Regions from separate parts of the Homo sapiens genome. Here region 1 is linked to region 2. A link is an interaction called in ENCODE POLR2A ChIA-PET data of the cell type or tissue named here. Cell type or tissue: CD4-positive, alpha-beta T cell. All regions are shown on one strand. Links, peaks and the distances in the headings refer to the core of each region. The heading gives the core; the rest is flanking DNA. Region 1 overlaps LINC01725 (long intergenic non-protein coding RNA 1725). Region 2 has its middle 62 kb from the start of LINC01712.

Evidence for each region. Peaks named below come from ENCODE experiments on the same cell type or tissue, not always from the same donor. Only the 100,000 strongest peaks of a DNase experiment are listed, where the experiment ranks them.
Region 1: POLR2A ChIA-PET joins it to region 2 with 6 read pairs; 2 of 35 experiments call an interaction of 5 or more read pairs at or near these places.

What each region holds. Positions count from the first base shown.
Region 1 is chr1:83,691,161-83,694,080 of GRCh38, reverse strand. All of the region lies in intron 2 of LINC01725 (long intergenic non-protein coding RNA 1725), which reads left to right. Among named protein-coding and RNA genes, the nearest start is that of LINC01725, 170 kb to the left of the region's middle. RefSeq lists enhancers at 739-1,274, 1,275-1,809. In CD4-positive, alpha-beta T cell, for the core only: no CTCF peak of the experiment used is centred there; no DNase peak of the experiment used is centred there; H3K4me3 peaks cover 1,293 bases.
Region 2 is chr1:83,506,731-83,509,650 of GRCh38, reverse strand. No RefSeq gene overlaps it. Among named protein-coding and RNA genes, the nearest start is that of LINC01712, 62 kb to the right of the region's middle. RefSeq lists an enhancer at 989-1,148. In CD4-positive, alpha-beta T cell, for the core only: no CTCF peak of the experiment used is centred there; a DNase peak (open chromatin) is centred at 1,060; H3K27ac peaks cover 997 bases.

The DNA of each region.
Region 1 (2,920 bases), core at 104-2,603, 180 kb before region 2:
CTAAAAAAAAAAAAAAAAACGGAACAAAGAACCGTGTTAATCTTTTGATAACTGACTCTATTTTTTACCGGAATTTCTTTTGTGATTATTTAATACGTCTCTAGTTAATTTCAAACAGTTTCCGTTTTCAGCACACATCCCTAATCAGAGACAAGTTGTCCAAGCAGCAGGGCTGGGGAGGGCTGTTTTGGCGGAAACAAAACCCTAACACAATAATGAATACAGCCCAAGCACACTGTTCAAAAATGAAATTGGCATTATTTATTTTGACAAAGAGACAAATGTACTGGTAGCTTCATTTACCACACAGAGCTCTTACAGAAAGTCTGTTCGAAAGAGACAGATAACTTCCCACTCTGATGGGCATATCAGTAGGAATTTTATTTGTGTCTTCCTGTAAATGCAGGAGAGCTTAGCTATTGATGAGTTTAATTCTACAGGCACCAGCGGTTTGTATTTAGCCTGAGAAATAGCATTAGCGAGTTCATCTGATGGGCCCGATAGGCTTAGCTGTGCTGCGGACAGGCAGGGTACAATGTGATTACACGCTCATTCTGGAATCTCTTCCCCTCCTCACCCCCCCACCCCCCTTCTTTTCACAAATGCAGAGAAATCAACAGATGTACACTACTTCCTTCATTATTCAGGCTAATACTTGCAACTATTGATTCAGTCAGTGCTGTCGAGGTTGTAAAAATCTGTATTAACACATGGGTTAAACGGAAAAATATTTATTTAATGCTTTTGTTTACTCTTCTGCCTGCTTCTGACACTGGGAAACACACAGGGACAGGAGAGGCCCCAGCCGGGCTCTGTGTGGCTTCTCCTTGGGTTAATCACATTTCACACGTCCCCATTTCTGGCAGATGCAGCACCTGACCTCCCCTTTGTCCGTCTCTGGATGAAAGTGTGAGGCTCCATAATTTCCCTCAGGCACAAAAACAGTTTGCTTTCCTGCTGGAGGTGAAAGTGACTCCCAGAGCAGGCACAGCTGGGGCTTTTATCTACCCTTCAGCCAGTGCCGGGTGGCTGAGCTCTTTCACTTTGCATGAAAATAAAGCTGAGATTGGAGCTGCTGAATTTGGCTCTTCACAAAATGGGGGGCAGGGGTGGGGGTGAAAGGAACCTTGGGGGCTTGGTTCACCAAGTAGGAATTAGGTTGGGTGTCAAGCGGGCTGCTTGGGAAGGAGGTGACAAGTGCTCCCGACAGGGACCACGCTGAGCCGCTAAAGCAATTGAAGCCAATGAGACGTTCTTTGCAGGAGTGAAAGTGTGGGCACAGCTGTGAGAGCTGCAGGAACTGCCTTAAGGGTAGGAGGTGGAAGGGACAGGTCTGTGACAGGAACTTGCAGGAGCTCACTTACCACGGGCACTGCTCACCCCAGACAGCTCCGGTGATTTATCTGAGAGGCATTTCCCTCCCCTTTTCCTTCCCCACTGTTTTAAATGCTCAGTAGCTGGCTGACCCTTGCTCTCCATGGGTCTGCCTGCTGTGAAGTCAGTGGCCGTTCTCTGTGGGACTGAAGTCAGCAGATCCATTAGGTTGACTAATGGTGATGGAAAGATCCGTGGCCATTTGGGTTAGGGTAACATTTATGTTTGGACCCTATGATTACTGGCAGGCTACTGGGTTGTTTGGGAAATGTTCTGGGAGCTGGGGCTGTGGAGAACCTGCCTGAAAGAGTGCAGGGATGAGAGGCAAACCATGACAGGGAATGAGCCCAAGTGGCAGCTCATGTTGGAGATGGTGCCGAGTGGCAGCCGCTTGTAGGCACCTGGCAGCAGAAGGCTATGTCCTAAGGTGTTCTACCGACATCTACCAGAGCAGCTGGCGCCTGGTGGAAGGCAGATGGTGTTGGATCCCCCAAGTGTCGCTGTCTAGCAAGATGCCATGTCCACTGATTAAAAATAATTAAACATTCCTTCCTCCGGTGAAGGAGAATGGCACGCACACCAGGCAGGGAGGTTGACAATGGCATTACACAGCAAGACATGGCAGCAGCAGTGAGTGCCCAGGGTAGCAGGTGCGTCTGGCTTGGAGAAGGAGGGGTGGGAGTGGGGGTCCCAGGTTAGCAATGACAGCAGAAAGAGTTAGTGAGGATGCATATGCATGAGAGATGCATGAATGGGATCATGTTGGATGACTTTCTACTGTTCATCCGCGTTTATGGAGAATGTTTTCCAATTTCTGAATGGAAACAATGAATTTTATATTCATGACCCAATCAATATGCACTGATCACCTAATACATGTTTTTATACTAGGTGCCATGGACAGAATACATTAATAGATGGTGTTGTCTATGTCTTCATTGTACTTACTTTAGTTGAATTTAGTCACTTATTTCTCCATACATATGGTTTTTCTTCTGCAGTTTGATGAAAGGTTTGAACATACCTTCAGTTTAACAGTTTGATGGAAAGAGTTTGATGAAAGAGTTGAACGTACTGATATTCCTCAGTGGTACTGTCATAAATGAGACACTGATGAGTGTCATAAGTGCTCCCCATAAGAGTGTTGGCTGTAAGGTCATGCATGAGACTGTTTTCCAAGTGTGCCCAGGCTCATAAATAGCTGTATCCTGCTGCCTTCCCCACACCGGCTTCTCATCCCCCTACACACCCCTTCCCTTTCATAGACCTGAATGTTATCAGGAACTTGATGAAAAGGCAGCCGCATTCCTCCAACTAACTTGACTAATGATTGGAGGAGAGGAATTAGACACTGAGTACAGGTAAATCCTTCAAAGAATTTTTCTGCTATTTATTATTTAATTTTAAAATTAAATTATTTAAACATATAAATTTGCTGTAAGAGGTAGGGAGGTCAAGTACAAATGTTAAAGAGTGAACAAATATATTGGTGAAGAAATTCTCTTATGATTGTTTAATTATAAGCTGAAATTTACTGTGCATTTGT
Region 2 (2,920 bases), core at 91-2,590:
CTTAACTACAACTAATTGCTGAAGCACTGTTGGATTCTTCACTCTGGTTGTGTTTTTAAGAAGTTTTGATACAATTAGCCTTACTAGGCTTGTCAGTGACTCCCTAATTATCACATTATAATATATCACTAGAAACCATCTGAAGTCTTGCAAGGCATTGGTCATGGAAAGCATGAACATAAAATTTATCATCCAAACTTGGACTCTTTTGGGAGTAGAAGAGGGTGCTATTAATAATTACTCCAGTGTAAATAGAAACTGACCCAGCCAAGGTCCCAGACTGTGGAAGGATTAGAAGTGGTGTTTATGCATACCTCAATCTAAACTAGAATGGAGTTAAATTTATCGGTTTGAAAACTTCTGTTAACTATGAAGTTAGAAATCACAACTGTTTGACTTTATTTACTTAATTGTCGTTCGTTAATTTAATAGAACTATTTTAGCTTTTTTCCTCTCAATTCTGTCCTTTTCCTATGGGTGGACTTAAAGTATGCTTTATTTGACCCAGATTCCAGGTTGGCTACCACTTATTCTTCAGAGAGAAATACACTCCAAGCTAGCACCTCTGGTTTCTAGCAAGCTTTGCCAGACATCCCTCTTTCCCTGGCAGTTACCTCATGGGGTGTTTTTCCTCTCCTGTGAAATAGTCTGGCCAGTTGAAGTTACTGGGCAAGCATTTAATTAGCAACCATCAGCTGAATGCTGTGCAAGTAGGCTCCACCCATGGTCTCTAAGCTAAAGATCTGAAGAATTCCAAATCTTTCTACAATTCCCTTTGGGTGCAACAAGGAAGAGCCTTCAGGCTAACAGCCAACTTGTCCTCATCTCAACTCAATGCTCATCAGCCATTTGGGAACAGGCAGTTTTAAAACAAAACAAACAAAAAGCGCAATTCAACCTTTCTTCCAAATAAACTTTGTAAAGTATCAGATAAAAAAGAAATGTGTGTGTGCATGTGTGGGCTTTCTTTTTTTTTTGTCTTGTAACTTTCTTCTCTGGATGCTGCATATGAGCTATTTCCTGCCTTGTGGTCAGAGCCAGACTCCAGACTTGCACGAAATCTCAGAGTTTAAAAAGAGACTTGCTTTTGGGTGGAGTTGAGAGTTCGGGGAAGGGAAGTGAGGAGTAAGAATAGCTTTGAAGTCAGATACCTGTCTTCCTGATTCTGCTTGGTATTTTGCAGCAGTCTTACTAATAGTAATTATCTTCTGAAAACGTGTTTATAAGAGGTAAGCTAGATTTGCAGATAACTTTCGAATTAAAATTCATAAAAATGTTGCACAAAAATGTAATTTGTTCCACACCGTGGAAAGTAATATCCTGATTCCCTTTCTCTTCCTTGGCACTCCGAAGACATCAAGGAAACCACATGACCTCCATAATCTCCTCAAATCCTGTTTCTGAGGCCATGGAGACACATATCACAAAAGATTTAAACATTGAACACTAATGCTTTTACGTTAAAAAACATGGACTTCCTATTGAAGAGTCTGAGTAACAGGCAGATGAGCTCAAATTATTTACTTGTTGTTTGATTTACTTTAAGTGTACCAAATGCTTAAGGGCACCTAAGCTCATGTACAAAGGATAAATGCTGCAGCAAAGCTCAAGTCAGAATTCTATCCATCCTGCATGAAGCTGGGCCTAAGAAATTTAATCTTATCTACATTTCCCAAAAAGTGAACACACTGGAACAAAACCTGAGTTTTTGGGAAGTCATAAAAAAAAAAGAGAGAGAGAGAGACAGAGAGGAGACAGATGCATAAATCATAGTAAAACACTCAGCATGGTAACACTGTCCCTCTGGCTCAATTGCAGGCCATATTCTCCTAAATGCCCAGTTGGCAAGAAGGTTCTTGTTATAGCTGCTAAATCTTCCATGTATGCCTCCCTTGATACAAGCAAGACTAAATGTCCCCAACCCACAACAGGGATGATGCTATTATTTCATCATTGGCAAAGCTACCCCTAAGAGATGTATCTTATAAGATAAACTGAATGAATTTTTCAGATTCTGAAAAGACTATCTTCAATGATCAAAGCAGGCAAAGAATGTTTCATATCTCATCCAAGAAAGCTACTGTCTCAGTAGGTCATTTTGAGGCTCAAATTTAACACATTAATGGGTTCAAAGCATTAGTGGGATGGGATGAGTATAGAGATTCAGTATGCTCATCATCACCACTCCCCATATTTACACTGCCCCTCCACCAACCATATATACATAAAGGGAATCTGCATAGACTTGAAAAATGCCTGGTTGCTTTTGGAACAAATTCTTTTGGAACTAGGCTCTAGCTCAACTAGATTTTAAGCAATCCACATCTCATAGAAAAGAACACATTTCTCTGTTAGAGCACTTGCACTCTCTGAGTGGTGACTATAAATTTAGTAAAGTTTAAAATATATTTTAGTTTCTCAATTTTGGCACTATTCTCCATTTCATTATTACTATTTAGTCATCCAGAGATATAGTCAACTGGTATAAAAATTATTATTCCAGAATGTAGAATAATTAATAGAAAAATACATTTTGAGCTCCAGTTGTTTCTTTTTAAACTTGTATGAAGTTTAACTGCTTATTTATTACATTATTTCTAAAGAAAAGAGCATAAAATTTAGTATTAGAAAAATTAGTTTTCCAGTCTCTTAAGAAGAAGACTATCTGGCTGGACACAGTGGCTCATGCCTGTAATCCCAATACTTTGGGAGGCCGAGGTGGGTGGATCACCTGAGGTCAGGAGTTTGAGACCAGCCTGGCCAACATGGTGAAACCCCGTCTCTACTAAAAATAAAAAATTTGCTAGGCATGGTGGCACACGTCCATAATTCCAGCTACTTGGGAGGCTGAGGCAGGAGAATCACTTGAACCTGGGAGGTGGATGTTGCAGTGAGCCAAGACTGTGCCACTGCACTCCAG